Regions from separate parts of the Mus musculus genome. Here all the other regions are linked to region 1. The links are chromatin loops, found by intact Hi-C in ENCODE. Cell type or tissue: gastrocnemius. All regions are shown on one strand.

Region 1 (8,000 bases):
TTCCAAAATCCTTGCAGGGGGGAGGGGGTTTGTTTGTCTGCCTAAGCATTTAAGTCACCCTCGCCTCCCAACCGTCTTGTTTATGCATGTTTATTTGTATTGTCTATTCCTAAAAGTCTACACAAGCACATATGTACAGGTGTGCACACCCACACAGCCACAGTCATCTGTACATCGTAGGTAGAGTGACACACATCGGAGCATGTAGCTACCCTCATCCCCTGATCTACACATAACATCCTATGCTAGCATACATCAGCACAGGGGTCCTACTCAAGTTATACATGAATGCATGTGTGTACATACACCCATTCTGTCGTGGACATATGCTTAGTTACTTACTTTTCTCAGTGCTGTGACCAAACACCTGACAAGAAGCAATTTAAGGAGCTGGGGTGGGGGGGTGTCACAGCTCAAGGGATCAATCCATCCCTGCAGGGAAATCAAGGCAGTGGAACTCAGGGCAGCCGGTCACATTGCATCTGTAGATATGTCGTGAGTAGGGGGGAGAGAGAGAGAGAGAGAGAGAGAGAGAGAGAGAGAGAGAGAGAGAGATAGAGGATGTTAGTTCTCATCTTGCCTTCTCTCTTCATATGAAGCAAAGGACCTCAGCTCACAGGATGCTATTACCCACAGTTAAGGTAGGTCTTTCCAGCTCAAGTAACCTATTCTAGACCACTCATTGTAGACACGCCATAGGCTAACCTAATATTGATAAGCCTCATAGGCATGCTTACTTGAAATTGCACAGTGAAAAGTTCTATTGATGCACCTGCCCAAGCCCTTGCCCATGCATCCACTCAAATCTGTATGCATGCGTGCCCATGAAAGTAATTACATACATGCTGGGAAGGCCTTAGGGTTTGGTGATTCCATCTCTCTTCGAGCACCCATCATAAGAAGACTTCATCATTTTCGTCTTGCTACTACTGTGCTACCTCCTGGTTGTGTTGCTGTCTAGGTAGGCTCGTGTGGTGGTTTGATTGAGAATGGTCCCCATGGGCTCATATATTCGAATACTTGGTTCCCAGTTGGTGGAACTATTTGGGAAGGATTAAGAGGTGTGGCTTTGATGGAAGAGGGGTGTCACTGGGGGTAAGCTTTGAGGTTTCAAAAACCTACGCCATTTCCAGTTACAGCTCTCTGCATCTCCTTCTGCTTTGTGCTTGTAGAGGTCAAGCTGTAGGTTCTCAGCTACAGCTCCAGTGTCATACTTGCCTGCCTGCTCCTATGTTCCTCAACACAATGGCCATGGACTGGAACCCTCTGCAACTATGATCTTCTAATTAAATCCTTTCTTTTATAAGGTACATTGGTCATGGTGTCTTATCACAGTAATGGAAAAGTGACAAAGATAGCTGTGACTGTCGTATGGAAAAACTACGGACACTACAGCTCCAGGTCTAATTGAATAACTAAGCGGTAGATTTTTACATCGGTTCTTCTTGGCAGTAAGCAACACAATGTCCTCATTTGGGGTCACTATACAAAAGCTCTGCATGGTGACATAGAAGACCTAAGACAAACATTTGCTGAGGATTGTGTGCCAGAGATTATCCCTTGGATTTTTTTTAAAAGAAAAACAAAAATCTTTTATCATAAAGACCTTGCCCCCCCAAAAAAAATCACACAATGAAATTAAGCCAGTCTATGTATCTCAATGAACTTGTATACAGTTAGAATATCCATTTCAAAGCTGTGGAGCCTCACACTGGATTTTATGCTTTTATCATCAATTGTATTTGTGTGCACTTACCTAACACATACACACATGCACACAGACACACAGAGAGAGAAACAAGCCCTTGAAAAATCCATGACAACATTAAAACTAAAAAAATCAATTATCTTGATGTCCTTTTTCATGATTCAAGTGTTTATTACCTGCTCCCAGCTCTTCCTATTACACAGTAGTTACCATTTCTTCTCGGTAAATTTACCATGTTCTCTTTTCTACACGTTAAACTGTACCAACACATACATTTGCTTTGTTTATATATGTATATATGCATACATGTAAACAAAACACACACATATTATACATATATATTTATATATTGTAGGCTAAGGTTTGCACATTAGAGAGAACATTTTTTCTTTCCTTCTTCCTTCCTTTCTTTCTTCCTGAGATTGTATGACCTTACATTTTGACATCAGAATCATTATCCTCTTGCAGAGACAGAAGCAGATGCTCAAAGAAATGAAAACAATTGCTTATGTCCATCCAGATATGAGTTTGCACCCTGATGAGTCTATTTATGATGTTATTTACTTATTTGTTTATTTGTTTGTTTGCTTATTAATTGTCTTATCTACCTATCATCTATCTATCTATCTATCTATCTATCTATCTATCTATCTATCTATCTATCTACCTATTATCTGTCTGGCTGTCTGCCTGTCTGTCTGTCTGTCTATCTGCCTCTTCTTTTTAGTTAATCATTCACTGTCCTCCTGTCTTTTCCAAGCACAGACCGGAAACTCACATAAGAGGGCATAACTCCTGTGGATCTCTGAATTCCTAAATAACATATTCTAAAGCTGGGAGTGTTAGTCAGGGTTTTCTAGAGTCACAGAACTTATGGGTAGTCTCTATATAGTAAAGGGATTTGTTGATGACTTTCAGTCTGCAGTCCATCTCCCAACAATGGTCAGCAGCAGCTGTGAATGGAAGTCCAAGGATCTAGCAGTTGCTCAGTCCCACAAGGCAAGCAGGCGAAGGAGAGAAAGAGTGTAAATCTTCCTTTTTCCAATGTCCTTAAGTAGGTCTCCAGCAGAAGGTGTAGCCCGGATTAAAGGTGTGTGCCACCATGCCTTTAATCCCAGATGACCTTGAACTCAGAGGTCCCCTTGTCTTAATCTTCTGGAATTCATGGCCACTCTGCCTCAAGATCTCCATGCCAGGATCCAGGTCAGAAACTTGTATCTCTCAGCCTCCAGATGAGGATCACAGGTGAGCCTTCCAATTCTGGATTGTAGTTCATTCCAGATATAGCCAAGTTGACAACCAGGATAGCCACTACCCTGGATTGGTGGCACATGCCTTTACTTCCAGTGCTAAGGAACAGTTTCTTAGCACAGAAGAGGTAGTGCATTTACCCAGGGATCTGAGATGGTTTTTTTTTTTTTGTTGTTGTTGTTGTTTTTTTTTTTCCTCTGAGGAAAACCAAGAGTCACCTTTTCTGTCCTTGGTGATAGTTTTTGTTTGTTTTGTTTGTTTGTTTGTTTGTTTTTTGACACGCCTGATTAAGCAGATTGTGAAGTCCTCTTTCTCTGAGGATTTGAGTGGATGCTTCCTCTTTGGCCATCCCTGGATGCTGCATGCCTTCAAGGCACCCAATATAAGGGGAAAGGACCAAGACCTTTTCATGTGCCAAAAGTGTCCAGTCTTGGGTTAGCCTTGAAATCCTGTGTGAAGGAAGTAAGGATACTCCTTGCAAAAGCAATGATGGGCATTGATGACAATAAGCAGGCACTGTTGACTGGGTCCCACGGTGCTGGCCAGGGTCTGATTGCTTGCCTTGCAAGTCTATTTCTCCTGGTTGTCCTATGAAGTTCTTGATCTATGCCGAGTACTCCTGCCCCCAGTTTTACCGGTGGAAAGTGAAGGGTTGGTAAGCTCTAGTGCTATGAGTACTATTCTCAGGCAGAACCCATTTCTCCGGACTCTTAGGACAGACCTAATGCCTACTGTGCTCCCAGGATTGACACTGCAGACACAGACATGGTGGCACTAGGGTGCTGGGCCATACAGTACACAGTCCAAGCTCCTGTGGCTCTAAAACGGTTGTGACCCTGGTGCTTGGGATTCTTGACATTTAGCCTGGACATGGGAAGGGTCCCAAGCCTGCTTCATTGATAATAGTTTATCTCATATCATTTGGCAGCTTCCATGGTATAAATATTTTCATCATGGCCATTTTCAAGCTATTTACCAGCCAGTAGAGAAAGCAAGTGGAGAGGAGAGAAAGGGATAGTCAGCAGCCGTGTATGTAACAAAGAACTTCCTGTTTCTAGCCAGTTGTTGGGCCCAAGACTCTAGCAATTAAGCTTTTGATCCTCCTGAATTCTATAGAGCCTGGACCGTGCAAACCAGAGGCTGTTTCCAGGTAGGTTCTCCATTACCTCAGCATGGGTGGGAGAGGAGGTGTTTTTCCTTCTTGCTTTGCTATCCTCAGAGTCAGAACAAAGACTAGGCCCCCCAAAAGCCAGGGCCTCTAATCTCTCAGAAAAAAAAAAAAAACAAAAAACTTTGAGAGGAGAGGAAGGTCGCTGATCTGCCATAGAGAGCTGGCAAGCTGGGTGTCCGGAGGCCAGGGCCAGGGATTCCGTGAGTGAGGCGGAGAGCAGAGCCTGGCAGGCTGGGAGGAAACGTCTGGCGGAAAGTCTCCTGGACCCTCTATCCTGTCTCTGTCACTCCTACGTAGATTAATGCGATCCAGGATGCCCTTGGTTCTGACCGGCTATACTTGGGGCTACCCCAAAATAGACAGGACGCCTGGTGCCTCTTGTCACAGTCTTAGCTATTGTCTTTATGAGCTCAGTGAGTTCAGAGGTCACACCCTAACACTTCCCCTGTGGGCTAATCACCATCAAGATGGATGGACACTTGCGTGGGCAGCCTGGAGCTGTCTGGCACATCCCAAACTCTGGGCACTTCAGGACCTGCAAGAAGTGTGTGTGTGTGTGTGTGTGTGTGTGTGTGTGTGTGTGTGTGTGTGTGTGTGTTGGGGGGCATTGTAGAGGTTGTCAAAAGACAACCTTTCTTGGTTGAAGCTGGAATAGGGGCATCGGGCTGGTGCCATGGTGGGGATAGTGTATGTCCAGAGATAGCCACTAGGGGGCAGGCCATGACAGCAGGTGGGCCAGGTTAACTGCTGCCTCAGCTCAAAATATCTGTGGGAGGACTTATAACCTAGTGGAGAGTGTTTTGGGGCATCTCCAGGATTGGTAAACTCTGGAGAGATCCAAGGTCCAGGTCTGAATAGGAGGCGAGGACAGAGGAGGTGGGAGCCTAGTGTAGATATCTTTATCACCTTAAGGCTGTGGTGAAGGTAAATTGCTTGACCATGAGTTCGGGATGGACACGAGTTTCCCCGATGAGGAAGGTGTGGGCTAGGTAGAATACCAGGGATAGGGAGGGCAGGCTGGGGAGCGCCAACAGCCCAGGATCATAAGCCAGAGGCAGGCATCCCGGCTTGAAGGTAGAGGAGCTCCTGGAGGGCCCTGCTTTATTTAAAAATCCCATAGGGCCTGCCTGGCCTGGTTTCTTTCCTGTTATCCCAGCAAGACTGAGCTTTCCCCAGTGTCTCAAATTAAAAAAAAAATCCTTGTCCTTTCTGCTCTGAGCTCTGCAATATTTGGCCTTGGTTGATCCTGGCAACTTGTGAGGCTTCTGAGCCTGCTGACTGTCCAGGATGGAATTTTCCACGGAGGTTTTGTAGAGCGATGCTGAGGGCCAAAGAAACTTGGGCTCTACACTGAGATGAGACTGGGAACTCACCCATGACTACAGGCCCCAGCGGGCCTTATTGTCTTCCTTCCATCCATCCATCCATCCATCCATCCATCCATCCAGGTTTTTTCTCCTTCCCCCACCTATCCTCTTAACAAACCAGCCACCCTTCTATCAAGCCATGCATGTGCCCTGATATCTATCCCACTATTCTCATGCATCCATCACTAATATAATCTATTAAGATGTATTATGGAGGCTTGCTGTATGCCAAGGTCGCTTTTTGATGCTGAGAATACAGCAGTGAGCATGAGAAAAAGTCTCAGCCCCTACATCCAAATGACAGTGTCTCAGCATCAAGAAGTCACTTGATGACACAGGGAAGGGGGGAAAGAACTGGCTGTGCTATTCCTGGGGTAACAGATTCCCTTCATCCTTTGCCTTGATCTATCCACATCCTCGTGGAGCCACCCCGCAACCCCCATGCAGATGTCTGCTCACAATGTCTGTGTCTTCCTGGATAGCAACAGATCTTCGAAATCACTGATGTACACACACCTCCACAATACGGACCTACAACTCTCTAAATTCCTGTGTGCACTCGTGTCAATTCACACCAAGCACATGCTCTAATACATGAGTCCTGGAGGCACTTATGCACACTCGTAATCCATGTACACGGCCAGGAATACACAGACACACTCACATGTTCACAGTCATTCAAGCACACTGATCTCTGTGCATAACTGCATATAAATATGTACACCCAGGTTAGGTGCAGGTAGGATTGCTATGTCTCCAGGGCATATGGACCCATATAGCCACACTCAGGTCACGTGTACACACTCCATGTACATGCCCTTGACACCACCACCACCACCACCCCCGCCAACCAAAGCCCTCACACCCTCTCAGAGCCCCATCCCGTCCTGGAAAATTATCCATACCTCTGACAGGAGAATGGGTTACAAATGCGGCCATGGAGCTGTTTTGACACTTTTGATGAATAACATTCAATACTATTAATTAGAACAATTGCTTTTCATTTAACTAAATCACGGGAATTGCTAAACTAAATTGAAACGGAATGTAATTTTGCCTCGCACTGCTTTAATATGGGCCTCTAAATGTCTTCTCCCTGAAGGATTAGTAACTTAATCACCCACCAGTGATAACTGCTTCCCAGGCTCAGCTGGGAGGTTTCCTGCTCAGGAAAAGACTGGCTGAGAACAGGCTAGGGGCCCTGCGGCAGCTCCTCCTGCCCCTGGCTTCCTCTCTCTGAATTATTCATCATCAGGATGTCACTTTCTCCCTCCTCTTGGTCCAGCCTGACCCTCAGAGACAATTTCCATCTTCAGTCATCCTGGTCCTGGATGTGTAATTCGTCCTGTGTCTGATGTCCTGAGAGCCTGACTGTGGGCTCGCATTCCATCTCTGCCCTCTCCAAGCCTAGTCGAGTCTCTCTATCCTTAGTACAGATCCTGGCATCCTGGGATCACTTAGCTCCTGGAGGAAGTACAGAGCCTGGTTTAGGATGCAGTGGCTCATTGACAGGGGCCAGAAAAATCTCCCTGAACTGCTTGGGAGAGTGGGGATTGGCTTAGCCTGGTGTGCTGTTCTAGGGTGACCAACTGTTTCAGACTGCATGGGAGGGCTTTCCAAGACAGTCTCTAGCAAATCAAAACTGGCTATGGGACTATCTGCTTCCAGCTAGGAACAATCCTTCATGTTTATCTGGCTGTATGCTAGCTACTGGGCATACATTATTTCATTTATATTTTGGAACAATTGCATAAGTCTATATCATGTTCACATACATAGTCATCCTGTAATAGAGAAAGCCAAGGCTTAATTTTTAAAAGCCTAACCTAGGCATGACAGCAGTAGTGATAATACGGGTCGCAGCAGCTGGACACCTCTAAGGGTTTGCTTGTGATGAGGCTAGCTTCTCCACCATGGCCATGGAGATATGGGACAGTTGTGTCATTTGAACTGTATCCTTGGCTGAGGCTCACACAGGTGAAGCACAGTGCCAGCGAGTACACACTGCCATTATGGACTCAAGAGGATCTCTCTCCAGCGTCGATTGCATTGACCTGCCTATCAGGCCTCCTGTGTTCTGTCCTCTGGATACATGGGAGTCCCAGGAGAGAGGCTTCCATAGGGCAAGGCTAAATGCAGATTGGAACTGTGAGCTGAAGGTGGCATCATTGTGTATGATTCTCACCTATGGGTGTCCAAACTATGCATGGCTATCCTTTCCCACAGACTCAGTAGGTCTGACTATCACGGAGCCAGTTGTTCATGGGAATCTAAAGTCAACCAACTCTCTGCTGTTCACTGCTTCCATTCAGTGAAATCAATAGTCATTGATTGGACTTGGAGCCTGGGCAGGGCCTGGGGGCTGCCCTTGAGGCTGATTCAACCTCTCACCAACCTGGGTGGAGTAGCTAAGACAGTGTCTCCCTGTGAGTGGACCCTGGGTCAGCAGCCAGAATGTCACCCGGGAATCTGTTAGAAATGGAAACTCCCAGGCCCCACCCAG
Region 2 (8,000 bases), 110 kb after region 1:
GAATCTGTGATCTCACATGTACAATGGCCAGAGATGCTGCCCGTCTTTCCATACAGCATTGAGCCTCTCCTGCCCCCACCTCCATGAATTCTAGCGTCCAGCCTCTGCCTTTTACCACCGCCTTAGCCTTTCTTGTTTGTGATTTCTAAGTTCCTGATTTGTATTTTCCTATTGCACAAATTGGCAATAAATCCTGAATTTTAAAGGAAAAGAGCATCTCTTTCCATTTATGTGTAGTCATTTATTATTATTATTATTATTATTATTATTATTATTATTATTATTATTTTGGGCAGAAAATGGCATTTCATTCTATTTTTTCTTTTGTCTTTCATACGTTTAATTTGTTTGAGAAACGATTCTCTTTCTGTAAGATTGGAATATTGGCCTGTATTTTTTTGTTGTTGTTGTTCAGAAGGTCTTTAATATTTTGCTTTCTACAATTAAACTTGCAGACCATACAGAATTTGCACATGTGCGCACATGCACATATGGGTGTGTGTGTGTGTGTGTGTGTGTGTGTGTGTGAGTGTGACATGAGATAGGGATTTTACTTATTCCTTTAGTTTTAATGTTTGGGTGGCCATTTGCAACATTAATAAATTTAATCCACTCTTCTCTAGTTTTGTTTTATAAATGCCACCCCAAATAAGTAGACATGTCCTAGAGAAGCCTGCCTGTGGGTGGCTCTGTCCTGTAGGTCACTTTATCTTTGTGGGTGTCAGTTTTAGCTCCTTAGGCTCCATCACCCTTCTGGTTGGGTGCTGGGGCAGTGTGGCCATTCATATTCTTTGACATTGTCTTGTTTAATATCAGCACTTTCCTCTTCCTTATGAATTTTAACATCAGCTCATCAGCTGCTGTGGAAAGCCTCTTATGATTTTATTAGAAACATTTATTCATATATGAATCTTGAAGTTATTGCCTTTTTTAAACCAGAGAGGCTCTGTATTTGGAATTTATCTTAAGTCTTTAAGTATAATGTAAAAAATAAAATAAAATAAATTTCTTCCTGAATTTTCTTTTTTAGAGATTTAAGTAAATCGTAAATATCTTGTAATTTATGGTACTTTTAAGAATGAATTTTTAATTTTATTAGGGTTTTAAATTTAATCCTAGCACTCGGGAGGCAGAGGCAGGCGGATTTCTGAGTTCGAGGCCAGCCTGGTCTACATAGTGAGTTCCAGGACAGCCAGGGCTACACAAAGAAACCCTGTCTCAAAAAACAAAAAAAAAAAAAACAAAACAAAACAAAAAACAAACAAACAAACAAACAAACAAAAAGCCATAGGAATGATTCTGATGCTAACCTATACCTTACATCCAGCAATGGCACTAAACAGTTTTATCCATGGTAATAATTTTGTATGTCACCTTATATCTTGTTGTCTGATATAACCAACATACCGTTTCTTTCTTTCTAATCCTCTGCATCTTTTACCTGCCTATGGTCTGTGGGATCTTCTATACTCTGTTGAGCAGGGGTGATGTCAGCAGAGCTCCTTTTTTTTTTTTGCGGGGGGGGGGGGGAGAGAGAGAGAGAGAGAGAGAGAGAGAGAGAGCAGCACTTTCACCATTCCATATCACGAGGCAGCTAGCTCCCCCAGGTTGCTAAGACCATTGCTTGATGCCCTTTTTATTAAACAAAGAAAGGTTATGGAATTTCATCAAAAGGTTTTTTGGACGTCTTTTGTGATATGCATATGATTTTATCCTTTAATATGTTAACGAGAAGAATTGAATTAATAGATCTCTGCAATGTTTCATCATGCTGACATTTTGGGTATAAATGCAACTGATTGGTTTTTTGGGAGCACTGTTTGTGCTCTCTCTCTCTCTCTCTCTCTCTCTCTCTCTCTCACACACACACACACACACTCAGGCTCATGCACACATTGTTGAATTCAATTTGCAAATATTTCCCCTCTTGTATTTTGAAAAGTAGAAGTGAATCTGGAGGGAGGAAACCACGCTAAGTGAAACAAGCCAGGCATAGAGAGACGGAGCCACAGGAGCCCCAGCAAGCTCTTATGTGCAGCCGTGAACGACTGAACTTACAGAAGCAGAGAGCAGAATAGTGATTGCCAAAGGCTACGGATAGGGAGTTGGGGGATGTTAAATTTAAACACAAAGTTTTAATTATGAATGGATAATTAATTAGGAGGAATAAATTCCGGAGTTTGTTTTTACAGTATGGCGACTACAGTTAATAACACATCATGTATACTTGAACGTTAATAAGAGTAAAATATTTTATTATAATGCTTTTATTATTTTTGAGAATTTGATATGTACATATTATGTATTTTGATCATATTCACATCCATTCTTTCTCTTACTCCTCCCAGATTCACTCACCTTTGCTTCATGTCCCTCAACTTTATTTATTTACTTATCTATTTAAAACAACCTGTTGAATCTAATAAGTGCTGCCTATACACACATGTGTGGGCCATCTCCTGGAGCATGGTCAACCTACCAGGGACCACATCACATCCCTAAAAAAAATTGACTCTTCCTCCCTTAGCATCCACAAACTGCTAATAGGTCCTCATCTAGGAGCAGGAACCCATGAGACTCCCCCTCCCCATGCTGGAGTGTTGAGTAGCTTGATTTTGTGTAGGTATTCACAGTTCCTGTAAGTTTGTGTGTGTGACAGCCATCTCATATCTAAAAGACATTACTTTACCCAGTTCTCCCAGACCCTTGAGTCTTCTCCCTTCTTCCACAAGGTTCCCTGAGCCTTGGGGAAGAGAGTGTGATACAGAGGTCCCATTTATATATTCTACATTTTTTCATAGATACATACACAAAGTCATGGAGATCAAGCAGCCTTGACTTAATTTCAAGCATCACATTGCACATATAATTTTAATTATTTTCAATTATAACTTAATAGGATTGTGGGAAATTCTACAAGTGAGCCTGGGAATTAGTATTTTCCCAGTTCTCTCTCTCTTTGTATTATCTTGTAAAAATATCTCAAGTTTCCTTAATCACTTATATATTTTTAAGCCACCTTTTTCGAGTAATAAGCTAACTTTGCTATTTGTTGCCTTTTTTTTTTTTTTTTTTTTTTTTTTGGCTGAGCACAGTTATCCCCCCATCCCGGTTTTTAAATTATCTTGTGATTTTTGGTTCTGGACGCATCTTCAGGCACAATTGATTGTTCTGTGACAACCCACTGGGTCTGTGTAGTGGAAACTCCCAGTCTGATTCTTCATCATGGTGCTTGGTGTTTTGAAGGTGACTTTTAGAAACATAGTGTTTTTTTTTTGGGGGGGGGGAGGGCGGTTGACTTTGTATGCATTGGGGATCCTACCTCTGCTGTAAACAGACCTGGCACTGTGTGTTCCACCCTATGCACAGTGAAGCCCAAGAACTTCCTGGGTCATGGCAGTGCCTACTTCTACATGTCTCTCTCTCTATCTCTCTCTCTCTCTCTCTCTCTCTCTCAGGATTTTGCCGAGTGTTTTCCTATAACCTCAGGGCTTTTAGGGATTAAAAAAACACCCTATCTCTGTGAGTTTCAATCAGCTGTGGTGAGACAGAGTATCTCTTCAGAGCTCAAGGTTTAAAATCTCTTTGTTTTGTTTTTAAATTTTATAATCACATTGTTTATCTTTGCATTTTGTCCCTGATCTCAAATTACTTTCGTGTCTCAAATACGGTATTCTTTTGGCTCTTGTAAACAGAGTGATACTGTTTCTTTTTCTTGTGTGTGTGTGTGTGGGTGTCTTTATTAAATTCTTCTAATGCCTATCACCTTTAAAAGATTTAAAGTCTTTTTTACATGTTTTACTTTTAAAACATGTTTTATAAAATCATTCAGAATAGTACTTCCCAACATACTGCTTCTAGAATCATCTTGATAGTTTCACATTAGCTGCTGATTTCTTGGGTTTCAGTCACTGAACCTAAGACATTAGATGCAGGGTATTAGAATCCGTGGTTTATATACGGTGGGGGCATTGCTGCTCAACGACGAGATCAGTCTTATCAGTTCCTATTTAGGATTTGATGTAGCATTCTCATACACCTTCCCATGTATTTCCATAGGATTTTTAAGCTTAAGTTAGAAGTACCTGGGTTCCTGACTCTGTTGTCAAGAGAGTTCATTAGGAGCTGGACGTAGAAACAAAAGACGAACTGGTGGCAGAGCAAAGGTCTGTGCCTTCATCATACAGCGCTTTCTCCATGACCTTAGGGATATCCAGAAATAAGCTAGATCAGCATCCAGCTCTCTGGGCTTACACAACTGCTGGAGGATGGATGAACCCGTGTGCGGTGGTGGGAACATAGAGTTGCTGCCCCCTAGTGGTGAGTTGGATTCGGCCCTTGGCTCTTGTCATTTGTACCCCTAGTTTGGTGTATACTTCTGCTCGGCTTTAGAGGAAGTTGGCCCCATGATCCTTTGTCTCCTTTCTGTCTAGAATATTCCTGGGAAGGTCCAGACTTTGGTCCTGTTGATGGTTTTGGGATTTTCTCCATAGAGATCTGAGAAAGTAGAAGGTTGATTGCTGTCTTCACGTACGTAGATGGGTTTCCGGGTCTATTTTCTTTGTTGTTTTCTACCATGATAAACAACACAAATTTCTAATATAAAGTGATTTCACAGTGGAGTGTGGGATCATTAGGAAAATTTCTCATACTGCGCATAGTTTCTGGTCTCTCAAATTTTGGTAAAACTGAAGTATCTATTCTTTCATATTTCTGCAGAGCAGAATTTGATGTGCATAGCCCTTTAGGAAAAATTTAAAGTGCATCAAAGTACATTCAGTTAGGAGATTTGTAGTTATTTTCTAGGTAAAATGGTAAATAATATTTATAATAAATCTAAGATCAAATAAAAATGTCTATGCTGTTACGTGTCTGTAGAAACGGAGGCTAATAGACTTTCAAGAAATTCCACCCATACAGGGGTCAAAACCAAAAATTACAGCTATTTTAAATTTCTCTAAATTTTCTATAGTTTTATTTCTTTTCTCATGCATCAACATTTCTGGGCCTCGTCACTGCAGTTAAAAAAAAATTATCTGGCCTTTCAGCTCAAATCACAAACCCCCAAATCGCACTTCCTCAAGGCTGCAATCTGAGCGCGTGCAAAAGAGGCCACGCTCCAGCCAGAGTGAACACTTTGGTTTTGTTGTTGTTGGTTTTTTCCTCTCATTTCCTTTGACAGCATCCCAAGTACCACCGCGCGGCAGGAGGGGAGATGTCAAGTGGAGGTGAACTCCCTCTCAAGTCTGCTCTCTGATGTGGAGAGGGGGTAGGGCACTTGGAAAAGAGGGTTGATACCTCAGCCATTTCTAAAAGTGGAAAATGATAACAACCTCAGGAGGACCGGCCATACAAAACAGCCACGCCGGTGACTCTCGTGCCCAACCCGCATCGGCCCAGGTGGTACTGTGGCCTGGCTGGAAAGCAGGGCCATTCCACAGAGACGGGGCTTGTGCCCCAGCCCCATGCCCGGTGTTTACTTAGGTAGAGACTGGCCTTCAGAAAACCTGCAAAGTGGGCAGGCGGGGTTCCACTGAAAGGCAGTCTTCAGAGCCACGCTGGCCAAGCTCCATCCCGTGTGGGCCGAGAGCTTCCCCTCTCTCTTTTCAGGGACCTGGGCTCATTTGCTTGACAGTGGTGACCACCAAAGCCTCCCTAGGAGCCCTCTTCTTGTTTTACCCCAGGATGCTTGCAGGAGCTGCAGTTAGGGATGGCCATATCCCCCTTAGAAAGGAGGAGAATTAGGCTTGACCAGGTAAGGCCTAAAGCATGAAGCTTGTACACCCCCAGAGGCCAGATTAACAGCATCTGATGCTAAATACCACAGCCTAGAGCAAAACTACAGACTCTGGGATTGTCCTTTCTCTCCAACTCAGGTACTGTTAAGCCAAATGGTCTCTCTTTCTTCTTCCATCCATCCATCCATTCTTTTTTTTTTTTTTTTTTGGTTTTTCCAGACAGGGTTTCTCTTCTTTCATTCCCTCTGCAAATATTTACAGGGCACTTGTTGGGGGCGGGAACTTTCCTCCAGTGCTACAAATATAACGGCAGATCCTCCTGATTCATGGAAGTTACTCGGGCAGAGAAGATAGCCAACAAGCACAGCAAACACGGAATGTGAGAGTTTTAGCTGGGGGTGGGGGACAGGTACTGGAAGGTTGTCAGATATGGTGGTTTCAATATGTTTGGCCAATGGGAAGTGGCACTATTAGGAGGTGTGGCCTTGTTGGGGGAAGTGCATCACTCTGGGGGTGGACTTTGAAGCTCTGCCCAGTGTGGAAGAGTCAGTTTTCTCCTGTTTGCCTCTGGAACAAGACGTAGAGCTCTCAGTTCCTCCAGTACCATGCCTGCCTAGATACTGTCATGCTCCTGTCGTGATGATAATGGACTGAACCCCTGAACCTGTAAGCCAGCCCCAGTTAAATGTTGACCTTTATAAGAGTTGCCTTGGTCATGGAGTCTCTTCACAGCAATGGAAACCCTAACTAAGACATCAGATAAGAATATCTGTAGGCTGTTGTAAGAAAAGATACCCAGAAAGACATGGTGGCATGGGCAGAGAGTTGTCCAATGGCATGTGTGTGAATGCAAATAAAACTCCCTTTCTGGAAGTTTTGCTTCTAAAGTTAGTCTACACTGATCTTACATTATATATGTTATTTCTACAGTCTTGGATATAAAAATCAGGGCTTTGTGCATGCTTCACAAGTGTTCTTCCAAGGCAACACCTTCAGCCTTGAGATTTAGCATCTCATCCTTCGGCTTTGTGATCTTGGCTTGGGTACCAAGTTCTCAAATGAAATGCACGATCTAGCTTTCCTCCGCTAAGGCATGCTGTCAACTTCTTGACCACCATATACATTTCTATTGCAATTGAATCCTTGGCTATTAGGGCTATGTGGAATATTAAGTGGAGTGGGGTTATGATGGAGAATGATGTCTCATGATTGAGAACCAGGAATTGTCTTTTAAAGGCAAGCCAACAGCAGAGTTGTGTGTGAGTATCTGTCTCAGGCCGACTTCTTGGGAGTCAGGTTGAAACACACTCCTTATTATGGACATCTATGACCTAAGTATTAACAAAAGAGACACATTGCTATTTTTTGACAAATGGAAGAGTTTATTTATTTTTTAATTGTTTGTTTTTATTTTATGTGCATTGGTGGTTTGACTACATGTATGTCTGCATGAAGCTGTCGGATCTTGGAGTTGCAGACATTTGTGAGCTACCACGTGGGTGCTGAGAATTGAACCCGGGTCCTCTGGAAGAGCAGCCAGTGCCCCCAACAGGTGAGACATCTTTCAAGCTTATTTTTTTAAGAATTACTTTAACTGTGTGTTTGTGTGTGTGTGGCCATGTGTAGTGTGTACATGTGAGTGCAGGTGCCTGCTGAGGCCAGAGGATGGTTTCAGATATTTTGGCTCTGGATTTGCAGGTTGGTCTTGAGCCACTCAGTGTGGGTGCTGGGAACTGAACTCTTGCTTCACAGGAACAGCCTGTGCTTTTAAGGGCTAGCCAGCCTCCCTAACTGCAGCACACAGTCACTTTTAATTGCCTGCATTTAATATGTGATGCCAAGCAGAACAAACAAGTCCATATTAACTGAGGATATATTCCTACAAGAAGGCCTTTGGCCCGGGGGTGGGGGTGGGGTCAAGGAATAAGCACCGTGAATGACATGAGGCAAATTTTCCCCATCACTTCTTCCCACCCTTGCTAGGCTGTTTCTTCATTCAGCAAATATTAGTCACATGTCCTGTGTTCTAGGCATCACCTCAGCTATAGACACAGGAGATAGAGAATTCAGCATGCCATACATGAGAGGTGGGCAGTAAGTTTGGAACGGTGCATTCTCTGTCTCATTGCATGTGGGTGGAGAGATGTCCAGGCATTAGGCCATCCTGCACCCCAAGAGTCACACTCAAGGTACTGTGTGATGCCTGGACAATGGAGAGGAAGAAAGAGCCAACTCACTGCCAGCCCTTAGGCCACTGCTGTA
Region 3 (8,000 bases), 1.5 Mb after region 1:
ACTCTGGTAGTGGTGGTGGTGGTGGTGGTGGTGGTGGTGGTGGTGGTGGTGGTGGTGGTGATAATGATGATGGTGATACTGGTGATGATGGTGGTGGCGGGAATGATGATGATGGTGATACTGGTGATGATGGTGATGGTGGTGGTGATCATAACAATAATATTGACAGTGACAATGTTGGTGTCTGGGGAGGGGAACAAGCAAAGACTTTTCTAGACCTGGCCCTCTCAGCCTCAGTGAAGACTACTGATGCTCAGTCAGGATCACCGTGCTATGAGAGCTGACCTGTGTCACACAGGGTATTTAGCAGTATCCTGGCCTCCACCCACTGGGTGCCAGGAGCAGCCCTTCCCCAGCACAGGGATCAAAAGGTCTCCACACACCGCTTCATGCATCCAGGAATACAACCAATCCCTGAACGTGACCCACTGGTCTAGACAGCGTGAGAGATGTTCGGATGAGCAGAACATTCTGGGGGTTGCACAGCTAAGTGTGTGTGTGTGTGTGTGTGTGTGTGTGTGTGTGTGTGCGCGCGCGCACAGAAGGAACGTGTAAAATGTCTCCAGCCTGACAGCTGTGGTTACCTCTAGGGGGAGGGTGGCAATGTGGTGGGAAGAGGGGAAGAGAGAGCTTTTCACTGCACATTTGACCCTAAGAAGGCATGTGTGTGCCTAGGCCCTGTGAAACGGGAAGGAGGAAATGGAAGGAAGGAAGGAAGGAAGGAAGGAAGGAAGGAAGGAAGGAAGGAAGGAAGGAAAAGGAGTAGGGGCGAAGGAAATCCGCGCCTGAGACTGATCTTCGGAGGCTGAGCTGCTGTGAGTCCCTTGCCAGCTGCCTTTCCTTCTCTGGTCCTCGGTGTCTTCAAAGTCTCAGAAGACCACTCCTTCTGTGTCCTCAGTGAGGGAGTCCCAAGGTGACCCAGCCCCCTTCCCCTGGCCACAGTTCTCTCCCACACAGCCAAGTCTTTACACAAAGGAAAGAAGAGGGGGGGGGGTGTTCACTCCCTCTCCCTCTCTGCAGCTGATTGTGTTCCTGAGAGGGTGGGGGAGGGGGTCTGGTCAGCTACCCCGGCTCCACTCACGCTGAGGACTTAGTTGGGTTGATTAAATAATTACACAGGGTACTGAGTAATCACCACTCAAGGAGCAGAAGCACAGTCAGAGGGAGGCCCCATTAGTGATTTGGGGGCGTGTGAGTGTGTCTGTCTTCTGCCTGTGATAAAATTACCATCCAAAGACCTTGCTTGAGGAAAAAAAAAAAAAAAAAAAAAAACGCACGCAAGGCCCCCCAGCTCCTTCTAGGCAGATGGCAGAATTCCCGGGTTGGCAGCAACGAAAGCTGAAGTTCACACAGGTTTGTGGCCTACGAAGGTCCCTTGGTGGTATGCATCCAAGTCCAGCAGGGACCTGTGGCAGAGGAGGCCCCATGCCAACAAATGCAAGCAGGGCACAGAGCAGACCGAGGCTACGGAGGGTATATGTGTTGTCCTTTTGTTTTTGGTGACCCCACTGGGATTATTTCTGCTTTTTCATTTTGGAACACAAATCTGCAAACAGCGACGGGAGCTTACCTAAAATCGTGTGCCAAGATCTCGTGGAGATGAGAAGTCGCCTAGCAGCTGTTAGCCCTGTACTCTCTCCCCCTCCCCCCTCCCTCAACCCCACCACTACTCAAGGCCAGGGGCTACTTTGCGGGGGGGGGGGAGGCAAACCCAGACAATCTCCAGAGTGCCACCCACTCTAGGACAAGGGAGCATCTCCCGATGAGTACCCGAGTGTCCCCAGAACCCTGTTCATCACAGACTCAGCATCTGCCCACTGTCTATTGGCTCACTCACACTGAGGCAGCCCAAGTTCCTTCACAGGAATTAGTCTCTCCGGCCGATGAGACGCAGCCAAAGAGCCATTAGATTTAAGTTTTGGGGCCAGCAAGACGGCCCCATAGTTGCCAAGCACGATGACCTGAGTTCAATCCCCAAAACCCACATTGTAGAAGGAGGAATCTGAGTCCTGCAAGGTGTCCTCCGGGCTCCACAAGCACACCGTGGCTCCCGCGCGATGAATAAGAATTTAGAATGTTTAGTTAAGTGCTAGAGGAGGGAGGAGGGAAGGGTACCAGTAGAAATGGTGCTCAATTGGACAGTGGTGGCGCACACCTTTAATCCCAACACTCGGGAGGCAAAGGAAGGCAGATCTCTGTGAGTTCAAGGCCAGCCTGGTCTATAGAGTTCCAGAACAACCAAAGAACTGATCTGCATCCAGCACATCGATTGATTCCCACACCCCAAGCCCCGGGACCTTGGTTCATTCGTAGTGCGTCCTACTTGGAGATGTGAGCCAAAAGGAAGAAGCGTAGGAGTTGCTGTATCTGTGACCTTTGTGTGATATAGCATCCAGGAAGAAGTGCGAGGTGACCCTGACAGGAAGTTCACAGTCCCCTGATCCTTGGGGGAAGCCGTTGAAAGTGATCAGAGCAATAGATCCAGCACACTGAGCTACGTCCCTGGGCAGCCACGTCTCACTGCCCGGCTGACAGTGGATTTTACCCTGGCAGGTAATGGATTATTTGGGGGATAGGCTTTCGGGTTTTATAGTTGAGCCTCACCCCAGCCTGACTCTTCTGTTTCCCGAGCCTCCAAGATATCAGTAGTCAGCCACACACGTGCCTCTGCCACAGGGAACATCTATGTACTTCAACACACTTTAAACCCTGAGCCAAGACCAAGCCTTCCTCTTCTGTTTGTTTCGGGTAAATACAGAAGTGGGAAAAGCAACCAATATAATATGTAACGACACCTTGATGACCACGCCCAGCCCCCAGCTCCATGTCCTCTGTCAGCCCAGATCAGAAGCAGACATGGAGGGACAAGGAATAGGGCACGGCAGACCCTAGAGGAGAGTGGACCCCAGAGTGATTCTGGTCACCAGTGGGTGCCTGGCAACCCTCAGATGTTCCTGATGTCTGGATTCTCAGTAGGCTCCACCCACGCATGCACAGAGCCATAACCTTCCAACTGCTGAGCACGAAGAAGACACAATGTAGCTCTTTGCTGGGAGCCTGGGGCTCCATGCTCGGAGAGGTACTCTGTCTCTCAAAGAACACGATGCAGCACAGCAACAAAGACAGAAAGTAAAAGAGGTAGAAGGGAGGGGGTGGGAGGGTGAATAGCTAAGTCGGTGAAATGAGCATAAGAACCTGAGTTGGATCCCCAGCACCCACCGATAAAGCTGGGTGTGGTGGCATGCACTTGTCATCCTAGCTCTGGAGAGGCAGAGACAGGCAGATCCCTAGACCTCGCTGGCCAGCCAGGCCAGCCTAATGGAGGGAGGATCCTCAGGTCCTTAAGGAGAGTCCCAGCTGAATGACTCCAATAAATGACACCCAAGGATGACACCTAGGTTTATGTGCCATCTGCTTCTTCTTGAGGACAGGAAGTGACATTTTACAAACTCATGAATTTCCTACCCAGTGCTCACCCACGGTGTGGCCCAAGAAGGGTGCTCATGCCATTGTGGGTGGGCACAGGACAGTCATACTAAAGCTATGGACTTACCGGCAGCCCAGCCTGGAGGCAGTCAGACCCCACTCTTATGTAAGACGTCTCCCAGTTCTGTACTTGGGACCCTTCCTTGCCTCTTTCGCATCTCTCCCAGCCCTGGTCTACCCACTGGGTCACCCAGTCCTGTGGAGTAGCTGCCATAACTCAGAAGACAGTTTCAAGCCTGGCATCACTGAGAGGGCAGAATGGCCACTTGGGAACCTGCAGGCTTAAGAGGAAAGCTCTGTGTTGGATGGATGGGAAAAACAAAAACCAACCAACCAACCAACCAACCAACCAACCAACCAACCAACCAACCAACCAACAAATCTCCCATGCGAATGACCACAGCACCACCTGGTGGTCACATGTGGTATTTCTTGTACAAGTGCGTTAACATGGTCAGCAAACAGATGAATGTCCTGGGGCTGGAGGGATGGCAGTTAAGAGCTCTGGCTGCTGATGCAGACAGCCCAGGTTTAATCCCCACCACCCACATGGCAGCTCACAAGTGTCTGAAACCCAGACCCAGGGGATCCAACACCCTCTTCTTACCTTCAAGGGCACAAGGCCTACACATGGCTCACAGACATACACACAGCAAAGACATTCATACACATTTTTTTAAAAAAACTAATAAAGTAATTATAAATACATAAATATACTGTTCTAATACCATCCTCTTTGATAGGTTGTGCTCATCTGGGTTTGTTTGTTTGTTAATTCTAACTATGCTCTAAAGAATCACAGGGGCTCAAAAGATGGCTGTTAGTAAAGTATGTGCCTTCGCGGTACAAGGAACTGAACTTAGTACCCAGAACTCACGTTTGAAGTCACTCACCATGTGTGGTGACCCATTCTTTAATCCCAGCCTTAGAGAGACAGAAACAAGTGGATCTCTGTGAATTCAAGACCAACCTGATCTACATAGTGAGTCCCAGGCCAGCCACAGCTAAATAGTGAGACCCTGTCCCAATTTTAACAATATAATAATAATAATAGCAATAGTAATAATAGTAAATAAAACATCGGGCATGGTGGCATGCACTTAATAGCAGCTTTGGGGAAGCAGAGACAGGTGGATCCTCGGGGCTTGCTGGCCTGGCAGCCTCACCTATTTGATGAACTCCAGTGAAAGATCCTGTCTCACAACACAAGGCAAACAGTTTCTGAGAAACAAGAACCAAGACTGACTGCTGGCCTCCATAGGCATGTACTCCTGCACCTACATACACAGACACACACTTTTTCGATTGTAAAAACATTAAAAAGGCATTGTTGTCCTTTTTTGCAAACAAGAATCCTGAGCTCAAAGCCTCGGTCACTCAGAATTGGCACCCAGGGAGTAGCAGGCACTGGGCCATGCTTTGTGGAAGAAAGTGGCCAGAGTCTCTGGATAAATGAAACTTGTGGGCAAGATGGACCTTAACTACAGAATCACACAACAGTACCAAGGGACCTGAAGGAAAGGTATATAAAACGTACCTACCTGGCCCAGGGGCCAGAGAAGGGTTCCCCATAGAAGCCATGTATTAAACTGAGATCTGAGAGATGGTAAAGACTTAATCAGTGAGGCATTAATTTGTTCATTGATGCATAAAAGCAGTATACATCTCCCTCCGCCCTGTTTTCATTTCCTCTCACACATGTACAAATTCCTAAAATGCTGGCTTTCCAATTCTGTGTTACCTTTTCAGCTCTGCATCCCAATACGTTGAGGCCCTTCGTTTTAACTAAGGAAGCTGTCAGCCTACTGACAGCTCCCATCTGTACCACAATTTATTTTTCCAGGCCCCTGTTGATGACACTTGGGCTGCTTCCAAATGTTCATTCCTTTAGACAGGGCCACAGCCAACGTCCTCCATGTTCGAGTCTCACAAAGGGCCACACCCAGACACTGCCCCTGTGGTACCTGCCCATGTTCACTTCGCTGCTCACTGACGTCATGTCTTCTAATACTAAAAAAAAAAAGCTTGAAGTTCTAAAAGGGGTCGGGGGGTAGCTCATCAGGTCAGAGCCCTTGCTGCACAAGCATAGAGACCTGAGTTCAAATCCCCAGGATGCCCATGTTAAAAGCCCAGACACGGCCACATGTGCACCTGCAGCCCAGTGCTGTGGGTTGCATGGATGGCTGCCAACCTGGCTTCGTCATCAGTGGAGATGGTGTCTCAAGGAAATAAAGCCAAAAGTGATAGAACAGAGCACTGGACTTCCTTTTATGGCTTCTCTGTATACCACATACACAGACATACACGCAGAGACACACAGATATACACCACCCACACACAAGACATGCACAACAGAGAGAGAGAGATCACACTCACACAGAGGCATACACCACACACATAGAGAAATACACAGACATATACCACACACACATACACCACACACAGAGAGAAACATACACACACAGCACATAAGAAGTTCTAAAAAAAAATTGCCAAAATGCTGTGTGTGAGCAGTGTGTCTATTGTGTGTACGTGTGTATATGTGTGTGGTGTGCAGTTTGAATAGTGTGTGCGTGCTATGTGTATTCCTGTAGTCAAGTGTGTAGTGTGTGCATGTGTGTGCAGTGTGTGTGTGTGCACAGTGTGAATAGTGTATGTATGAATAGTGTGCATGTGTATGTAGTTTGCTATTAATTTGATGGTTTTATTCTAAAGCACCGATGACCAACTTGACCTCTTGGAGTACAGATAGTGACCCTAAATTCAGTAACAGAAGAGCCACGTTCACCCCTGTAACCCTGTAGTGAGCACATCTCTAGAACATAGTAGGTGCTCAGAAAATGATCATGAAATAAAAGAACTAAGAAGACCTTACAATGCATGGGAAATGTCTTACTATGTACACTTGACCTTTCGTTTCCTATCTTGTAACTTGTGACCACACAAAGACATTATCAAATCATCATTGTCTAGACACAGTAAACTCCTGCGCTTCCATGTCCCTGGGACAAAAACCAAGATGTCAGCAGGTCTGCATTCCTCTGCAGGGCTCCCAGGGACATCCATTTTGTCAGCATTTAGACGTGGTGACATAAAGCATGACTTGCACAGCAGAGGAAAAAAGAGAGAGTTTATCCTTGAGCCCAAAATGGCTGAACGTGGCCCAGGAACACGGGCTCGGGTTCTCCGCGCCCCCCCCCCAAAATGCATTCCAATGTGGCAATGTTCTCATGATATTTTTATAGTTACAGAACAAAAGGAGGCCCCACGTCAAGGCATTGCTCACATAGGTAGGTGGAGCCATTGGTTAGGTAAGCCATAGCAAAGCCAGGATCTCAGGTCTCAGATGCTACCTGGTGACACTTTTAACTTTGGGGATAATGGAAGCTAGCAATCTGCTAGGCTGATACATTCTGGAATAGTCTACCTCATAGTCAAAAGGATATTAGCATCTCAAGGGTATCGCTCTGTCATTGAAGTATTTTCTATACGGGTATGAAGACCTGTATCCAATCCCCAGGCGTTCTGTATAAGAGCTGTGTGCCATGGCATGCATGCACTTAGGATCACCACACTTGGAAAGCAGAGGCATACAGAGCCTCGGGGCTTGCTAGCCAGCCAGCTAGCATAAATGGCAAACTCTAGACCACTGAGAGAAGAGTCTGTACCAATACAAGGCAGGGACATTGAGATGGGTCAGTGAGTGTGAGTGTTTGTCACCAATCCTGGTGACCTGAGTTCAATCCTGAGAACACACATGGTAGAAGAAAGTAAAAATCTCCTACAGTTGTCTTCTGACTGCCACCTACTCACCCACCACTCTAGTAAGTAATTAATTAATTGCTCTGTTGATTGAATTTATTTATTTATGAAATATATATTTTATAAGATATGTTACATTTATATATTAAACATATATAAATACAATAATTTGATTTATTTAATTAATTGATTAATTTTTAAAAACAAACATAATGGGCTGGAGAGACGGCTGAGTGGTTAACAGCACTGACTGCTCTTCTGAAGGTCCTGAGTTCAAATCCCAGCAACCACATGGTGGCTTACAACCATTTGTAATGAGATCTGATGCCCTCTTCTGGTGTGTCTGAAGACAGCTACAAGTATACTCATATAAATAAAATAAATCTTTAAAAAAAAAAAAACATAAGCCGTGGACATCTCCTAAGTAACAACATATGACATTATCTCCTGGCCTCCACACACATGTACCTGCACACACATGAACACACATATGCACGCACATACATTCAGGAAAGGATTTTAGGTCAGACAGAGATGGGCACCTAGTAGCCATTGGGGTACTAAAAAGAACTCCCTGATAATTTTGGCTCCATTTCCACAGTGCCCGACTTCCCACCACCAGGAAGTTCTAATCACTCAGCCAGCCACACGAGCACAACTTCCTTCTAGAAAATTCAGTTTCCAGAAGCCACTTAGACTCTTTACTTGTGTTTCCCACCTCCAGCTTCCAACCCTTCGATGTTGTGTCTCTA

What was found. Hi-C counts contacts between places; a loop is a spot of excess contacts. Peaks named below come from ENCODE experiments on the same cell type or tissue, not always from the same donor. Only the 100,000 strongest peaks of a DNase experiment are listed, where the experiment ranks them.
Region 2: a loop joins it to region 1, with 6 times the contacts of the local background. A loop is called at or near these places in 19 of 42 quality-filtered maps.
Region 3: it touches region 1 in a loop (4-fold over the local background); 21 of 42 quality-filtered maps call a loop at or near these places.

What each region holds. Positions count from the first base shown.
Region 1 is chr2:159,049,244-159,057,243 of GRCm38, forward strand. No RefSeq gene overlaps it. Among named protein-coding and RNA genes, the nearest start is that of Gm25090, 86 kb to the right of the region's middle. In gastrocnemius, a CTCF peak has its summit at 4,848 (motif pointing right); a DNase peak (open chromatin) is centred at 4,848; H3K27ac peaks cover 420 bases.
Region 2 is chr2:159,159,885-159,167,884 of GRCm38, forward strand. No RefSeq gene overlaps it. Among named protein-coding and RNA genes, the nearest start is that of Gm25090, 25 kb to the left of the region's middle. In gastrocnemius, a CTCF peak has its summit at 4,318 (motif pointing left); a DNase peak (open chromatin) is centred at 4,310.
Region 3 is chr2:160,589,331-160,597,330 of GRCm38, forward strand. No RefSeq gene overlaps it. Among named protein-coding and RNA genes, the nearest start is that of Gm14221, 13 kb to the left of the region's middle. In gastrocnemius, a CTCF peak has its summit at 3,917 (motif pointing left); DNase peaks (open chromatin) are centred at 1,370, 3,902, 5,379 and 5,645.